3 separate regions of the Mus musculus genome follow, and regions 1 and 3 are each linked to region 2. A link is a loop called in an ENCODE intact Hi-C map of the cell type or tissue named here. Cell type or tissue: left cerebral cortex. All regions are shown on one strand.

The links. Hi-C counts contacts between places; a loop is a spot of excess contacts. Peaks named below come from ENCODE experiments on the same cell type or tissue, not always from the same donor. Only the 100,000 strongest peaks of a DNase experiment are listed, where the experiment ranks them.
Region 1: it touches region 2 in a loop (2.3-fold over the local background); 3 of 42 quality-filtered maps call a loop at or near these places.
Region 3: a loop joins it to region 2, with 2.8 times the contacts of the local background. A loop is called at or near these places in 7 of 42 quality-filtered maps.

Annotation. Positions count from the first base shown.
Region 1 is chr2:73,687,944-73,690,443 of GRCm38, forward strand. The region is part of intron 5 of Chn1 (chimerin 1); the gene reads right to left. Among named protein-coding and RNA genes, the nearest start is that of Chn1, 86 kb to the right of the region's middle. In left cerebral cortex, no CTCF peak of the experiment used is centred here; a DNase peak (open chromatin) is centred at 1,555; H3K27ac peaks cover 676 bases.
Region 2 is chr2:73,744,314-73,746,813 of GRCm38, forward strand. The region is part of intron 1 of Chn1 (chimerin 1); the gene reads right to left. Among named protein-coding and RNA genes, the nearest start is that of Chn1, 30 kb to the right of the region's middle. In left cerebral cortex, a CTCF peak has its summit at 1,553 (motif pointing left); a DNase peak (open chromatin) is centred at 1,563; H3K27ac peaks cover 584 bases.
Region 3 is chr2:73,654,430-73,656,929 of GRCm38, forward strand. All of the region lies in intron 7 of Chn1 (chimerin 1), which reads right to left. Among named protein-coding and RNA genes, the nearest start is that of Chn1os3, 59 kb to the left of the region's middle. In left cerebral cortex, a CTCF peak has its summit at 1,438 (motif pointing left); DNase peaks (open chromatin) are centred at 306, 601, 1,289, 1,505 and 1 more place; H3K4me3 peaks cover 2,364 bases; H3K27ac peaks cover 2,500 bases.

The DNA.
Region 1 (2,500 bases), 56 kb before region 2:
ACAGAGACACAGTGAAACTAATAGAAGTTATCAACCAAATGGATCTAACAGATGTATATAGAACATTTCATCCTAAAGCAAAAGAATATACCTTCTTCTCAGCACCTCATGGTACCTTCTCCAAAACTGACTTGTTCACAAAACAGGCCTCAACAAAAAGGTTGAAACAATCCCATGCATCCTCTCAGATCACCACAGACTAAGGCTGGTCTTCAACACCAACAAAAACAAGGGAAAGCACACATATACATGGAAACTGAACAATGCTTTACTCAATGATAATTTGGTCAAGGAAGAAATAAAGAAAGAAATTAAAGGCTTTTGAGAATTTAATGAAAATGAAGACACATCATACCAAAACTTATGGGACACAATAAGAGCAGTCGTAAGAGGAAAACTCATAGCTCTGAGTGCCTCCAAAAAGAAACTGGAGAGAGCTTACAGTAGCAGCTTGACAGTACACCTGGAAGCATTAGAACAAAAAGAAGCAAATACACCCAAGAGGAATAGACTGCAGGAAATAATCAATCTCATGGGTGAAATCAACCAAGTAGAAACAAAAGGAACTATACAAAGAATCAACCAAACCAGGAGTTGGTTCTTTTGAAAAAAATCAACAAGATAAACAAAAACCCTTAGCCAGACTAACCAGAGGACAGAGTATTCAAATTAATAAAATCAGAAATGAAAAGGGAGATATAACAATGAAATATATCTTAAAATAATTATTCCGTTTGTTGAATTTTAACAGTTGAAAATATTAAAATCATGTTCTACAAACAAACAAACCAAACAAACAAACAAACAAATGATGCTGGGGGTGGTGGCACACACCTCTGATCCCAGCACTCAGAACTCAGAGGGAGGATATCTGTCTGAGGTCTAGCATAGGGTAGACTACAAATTGAGTTCTAGGATGGGCAGGGCTGTTACACAGAGAAACCCTGTCTTGAAAAACATAACAAAACAAACAAACAAAATAGTGAAAGAGAGAATTGATGATCAGTTCCACTAGAGAGTTATTGATACCTTGTTTAAAATGAATCTGCTATTTCAGAATAAAAATTCACTCTGCAACACAGGTCTAAGAAAACTTACTTATACGTAAGTGTGTATGTACAAACATAAGAAAACACATTCACAGCTTCTCAGATTCTTAAGCCCTTTATACAGTGTAGTACTATTTTTAATAATCCTGGTATAAAATATATACCCTAAGTATTACATACAGACTACAATTTAGTTATATTTCTTGATAATCCATGTTCATCACTGTATTATTTTAATGGGTAAATAGAGAAACCTCCTAGAGCCTCTTATAAGGCACTCAGTTGCTCTGATAGTGACTGTTGTCAACTTGACAGAATCTAGAAATCACCTAAGAGATGGACCTGTGAGCATGCCTGTGGGGGATTATCCTGATTGTGTGTGGTGAGGGGGAAGAGCCATCCACTGTGGGTGCTGCCATTCCGTGTCTATGGCGCCAGACTGTGTGTAGAGAGGGAGCTGAGCAGCAGAGTGTTCATCTCCCTCCCGCTGTGCTACATGGCCACTGTTTCTCTGAGCTCCGGCCGCCTTCACTTCCCTCTCATGAACCACCCACCCTTGCACCAGGCCCTAAAGCCCTTTCTCCCTTAGTTGCTTTTGTTGGGTATGTTTTTTCAAAACCAAGACAATTAACTAAAGCAGCTGCCCTTCTTCAATCGTATCTGTCTCCCTGACCCCCACAACCAGCTATTGAATACTTAGTTCTTGGATCTAGTTTTATATTTCTAAAATGATCTTTGTAGTTCTCAATTATATTCATTTCACTCATAACATGCTATTTTTAAACACACTATAATGTAGAAAGAAACATTTTAAAAAATGTTTAAGATTCTATAAGCAGGCTGTACTGAGGCTTACAAAGTGCTCCTTTGCAACAGACACATGTATTCTTGGTTTTCTTAGCCAACTGCAGCCACCCTCATTTACTTCTGGCTTTGAGGTCATGCTCTGGAGGCTTAATTTGGACTGTTACATACTTTTAAGTTTAGTACGAGCTATTTACAAATGGTCAGCAGATTATTACATTTTCCTCATTAAGTGCTTATTAATAATGCATTACTTACATATAGCATCCCATGTTTATTGCTAGGGTACAATTCAGTAAAGTTTTAATCATGGATAAGATGGCAAAAACATCCCAAACAGCTCCCAAAGTTTCCCTATGCTTTTCCACAGCCTGCCTGACTGTTCTCCATCACACTGAGCCACTTCTGTTTGCTACCATGACATGTGTCTATTTTATATAAATAGAATCATGTCCAGCAAGATGGCTCACAAGGTAAAAGTGCTGGTCACAAAAGCCTGGAAACCTGAGTTAAATCCCAGAGCCCACATAAAAAGCCAGGCATGGTGGTTCATATCTGTTACCTCAGTACCCCTACAGTGAGGTAGGCAGCAGGCCTTAGAGTACAGTGCCAGAAGCAATAGCACAGCCCCTACTTCAGCAAGGCAG
Region 2 (2,500 bases):
TTGCTCTAAGAGGAAAGCTTTCTGATCCTTTCTTCCAGTATAACTCTTTCTTCCAGTATAACTCTTTCTTCACAAGCCTTCCCAGAAGGTGGGAAATGAGCACTTTCCAACCCTCCTAAGCATTTGGTTAAGGGCTTAAACTTAGACATTGGAAAATCTGATTCAATCTGCAACAACAACAACAACAACAACAGTTCCTTTTACCGCTCCTACTCCATGCTCTTGCATTTGCAGCTTGACTCCCTTATGAAGAGGCCAAGAGAACTGAGAATGTCCCCATGAAGCAATGGTCCAGCAGCACAATATATTAAGCGTACTTCCCCATTTCAGCCTCTTTGAACACAGTGCTACTTACTCCCAATGAAACTGTTGGTAGAACTTTACAGATCAGCCAACTGCATTCATTTCTCTACCAATCTCAACATCAGCTCAGCATCAGTCCCTCCACACAGAATAACGTTAATGTAAACAGTAAAGAGGTGAAACAGCATCAACTAAATATTCCATAGGCAGGGTAAAAAGAAGCCTGAAGTAACTCATTGCAATCAGTAATGCCTGCTGACTTCATTACTGTCCCATTCAGTAAATCTCATTCATAATTAAAATCAGGAATGATAAGAACTAGAACTAGAAATCCCATATCATATTCCATACATATTTTCTTGCCTTTAAATATAAAAATAACACAACTACCTGGAAACAATTGCTAGTGGCCAGTGTCCTTATAAATGCCATTATTTTAAGACATCTAGAACTAGACTATTTTCATTTCCCATGCTTTCTTACAATAAAGCATTTTTATTTGTGGTACCAACCATATAACACAGGATTCTACCAGAAGTATCAATAAATTATAATATACAGTGGCTAGAGTACTTCGTGTTCTCCATTTTATAAAGGAAAAGTTAAAATAAAAACAGTATGGAAGAGATAAAAAACGGTTTATATGAAATGTATGTGGATCATTAATGGCCGTTCAAGTCTGTCCATCCAGATCCATTTTTGGCCAGTCCTGTTTACTCTGTGGTCCACAAGGTTGCTATCTATAGACTTGTGCTCTGGATCCTCCACTGTACTAGGTCAACTGAAGACACTGTCATGAATAGGAGGAGGATGCCTTTCCATAAAGAAATGACACTGGCAGTGTGGCACCTATGGAGACATCATTATAGGAAGGACTATTATTGATATATCAAATTTTGAGTGGCTCTAGAATATTATGTATTCCAATAGTACTGTGCATGTGATATGTATATGTTTGTAAATATCTTCCATTTCATAATAGGTTATATACATTACATAGGTAGAAAAAATAAGCCTCTATTTTCTTTTTAAGGTACTTAAAGGGCAAATACAATGATCAGAAGCACCCCTTTCTAGTCTATGGTTTTCAAAATAACCTTAACATCTTCAACAGAGGAACCAGCTCCTCTTAAAAGTGAACACTTTTCCAAGTACTAAATTTAAGACTCAAACTTCGTACATTTTGTTGAATTGAATCTCCTTAAACTGAAGGGAAAGAGGATGCAGGGTGGCAAGTGCCACCTTGTGGGCATACTAGAAACTGTTCTGAGTTTCAGAGCCAATCATTACAAATGTTTACAAGATTCCAAATAAACAAACTTACTGTAACTTAAATCAAAAGAGTAATTCTGCCAGGACCTTATGTCAACGACTACAATAAACAGTATTCATGTGAGTAGGGAGTTAAGGTAGAGTCTCACTCCATCCCAAGCTACCCTGGAACTTATGTAGCCCAGGCTGGCCTCAGACTCCTACCAATCTGCCTGCCTCAGTGTCAGCAGCCCAGCTGCTGGGATCACAGCTATGCTCTCGCACACCCAGCACACTGTGAACTTTGACTAAGATCCTTCTGAGAACCTGGACTATTTCTCATCACATCACAACATCTGGCTCTTACCTGCAGGAGCTGGGCTGGATAATGCAGGTTGAGACTGCCATACAGCAAAGGGAGTTTAAAAGGCATCTAGTTGGTGGAGAAGTTAGAATAATTCTCCCAGTTTTTATGATATATTAAACAAAGCTATAGAACACTATGTCTCAATAAATAAACAAACAAACTAATAGTAAAATGGGGAAGGGCCTTTCACAAAACCCAAACCAAAAGAAGTTATCAAGACTCTAAAATACAGTGGAATTAATGAGGATGCATTCATAAGTTCATAACCTTTGTGCATGTCTCATAAGCAGAAGTTAATGATTTAATAATTCAGGTGATCTGAGGTCCAAGTTCAGTGGCAATGTAATGTGCTTGCTAGAGTCATGAGGCTCTATAAAAAAGATGCTATACAGTATATCAACGCCACACACACACACACACACACACACACACACACACACACACACACACACATCAGACTAGAGCAGAATAGACATACCAGATCCTTGTCTTTAATTCAAAAAACAGCTCCATTTTCTCACAACAGTGAATGAAGCCCACCCACTGCAAACAATCTTTTAATTTGAAGACCATGCAGCA
Region 3 (2,500 bases), 90 kb before region 2:
CATGCTTGTTCCGACTGTCACATTCCTGCTAGCAGAATGTGATGTTCTACAGCCTTTTCACATCATAGTCACACACTCAACATCGGATTCTGGGGAACAGGGCATTAGTTAAGTATTTTAACACTCATGTTCATGCATACAACAACACCATGTTCTCCTCATTATATTGGTATTTGCACTCGAAGTATTAGAACAAAGCTATCAGTAAACATTTAAACCATCAGCAAGGAGTGAGATGAGAGGGCTGCAGTGCTGGGGCTGCAGAGGCCAGGGCAGAGAAGGGCAGCAAGCATTCCAGAAGGCAGAGGCAGAGAGGCAGGGAGGGGAAGAGAGAGTGGCAGAGAGAAGGGAAGAGAGGGGAAGAGAGAGGCATAGAGGGGCAGAGAGAGGGGCAGAGAGAAAGGGGCAGAGAGAGAGGCAGAGAGAGGCAGAGAGAAAGGGGCAGAGAGAGAGGCAGAGAGGCAGAGGCAGAGGCAGGTGTGACCACTATTTTTGACTCTCACAGCACCTGAGAAGCACTGTGCCGGGTAGCAACAGAAATGAAGTCTTACAGGGACCTTATAGGCCATTTTTTCCAACCTCCCAGTTTCTGCTCATCAGTCCTTTTCTTGTCTGAGTGCAGAGGCAGAGAGAACCCCATTATGTACTGATCTTGGCTATTTTTGTCTTCTTTGGCCCACATTCAAAGTGAAGAGAGGGGGAATGTGCTTAATATAAAATACACATTGCAGTTCCTTTTAACCTCTTATTTGCAGAAAAACTATTCCTTTAAAATCTCATGTTGGATACTCCATGTTCATACCCATAAAGGATAATACAAAAGCTTAATAAGATACTTTATGATAACCATATTAATGAAGCTAAGACAGAAGAATCTGGGCTTTGTGGCCAACCTGGACTACATAATATGTTCAAGGCCAGCCTAGGCTATATAGTTAGACTCTGTCTTCAAATTTAAAAAAATGTTATCATGATGTTATCAGAATTTTCATTTCATTTTTCAAACGTATGTAAGTTTTATTAATATAAAAGAACACAGGTCTTAAGAATGTCTTTTCAGAATGTATTTTGTATTGAGATTTTTCTGTTGTTATAAGACTTGGTTTCAAAACAACAGGTCCACTATGTCACACTGTATACTAACTCAGTCAGTCATTCAGTCAACACCTATTAAACGTGTACCAGTTGCCAGCATTTTCCCACATATGGCAAAAAGGGGAAAAAGATTAGAATGAGGGAGAAGGTGGTAAGACGTTTAGTGGGTACACAGCAAAAGGAAGTGAGGAGACACTGTCACTGAACATAGAATTTCAGTGCAGCGAAAGAGAAGCAAACAAAACTCCTCTCGATATGTATCAATCAAAGAGCAGAGGGCCTGGATCTGTGTGTCCCAGGAGGAGAGGAAAGACCCCTTCCTTCATCAGGAGTGTGGCCGCTGCTGCCCTCTGGTTGCCAAGCAGCAGGACACTGCCTGCTGGCCAGGTACTTACTACTTCTACATTTCAGAGGTCCTGATCACTAACCTTATTATGGAAGCCTCCTGTTATGGTGCTATTTGAATTCTACCACAATTTGCATTTTGGAAGCCACTGCCTGTATCTTCTCTTGCAAACAGAGGATTTCATTGTACTCTGTTGTACAGAAAATACTCAAGGGCTCTTATGTAAACCCCACTCAGCCCAGGAGCTGAATGGAACCCCCCAGGGTCATCCAAGACTCTCCACCACGCTGTGATCTATGCTAGGAGGAAGGCCAGGATTTAATCACTCCTTTATAGAAATGAATTAATTGATATAAATCCAGAAAAAAACAGTTATAGATAATATGTCTTAATAAGTAGTGGCTACCATGTACCTACATAGACCAGGAACTAAGTTTTCTGCCATAGAAAGAGAGGTTTAGAGAGATTAGGCATTTGGGCCAATTAGGCAATGGTCCATGTCACAAGCAAATGCCTGAAGGCAAAGGCTGAGTCTCCAGTCCTTCCCAGAGTCTTAGAAGGAGGATGCAACCAATGACTGTGGAGGGCTGCTTCTGTTTTGCTTTTGATATATTTTTTAATTTTTGTTTTCTCTACATGTGGTATTAGGACAGAGTAATTCTCTTTAAAATTTTAAAAGATTCGCTTTATTTAGTGTGTGTTTCTAGGAGCACAGGTACTATGGCATACAGTTGGTTCTCTACTTCTCCCATGTAGGTCCCAGAGATAAAATCCTCAGCCAGGAGCCAAGAAAGTACCTTTACCTACGGAGACATCTCATCAGCTCAGAATAGAATAACTCTTAAAAGAATTTGATTAGTTAGAAATAGGTTCAATTTTCATATTAATTAAAGTTCATATACCTATAGAAACATCACATGGTACATATATATACACACACACATACACATACACATTTATATGTCAATTATAAATAAAAACCTACAAATTATGGGTTCTATGTGATGTTATCATATGGGTCTACATGTCTAATACTCAAATCATATCTCTTGCAAGATT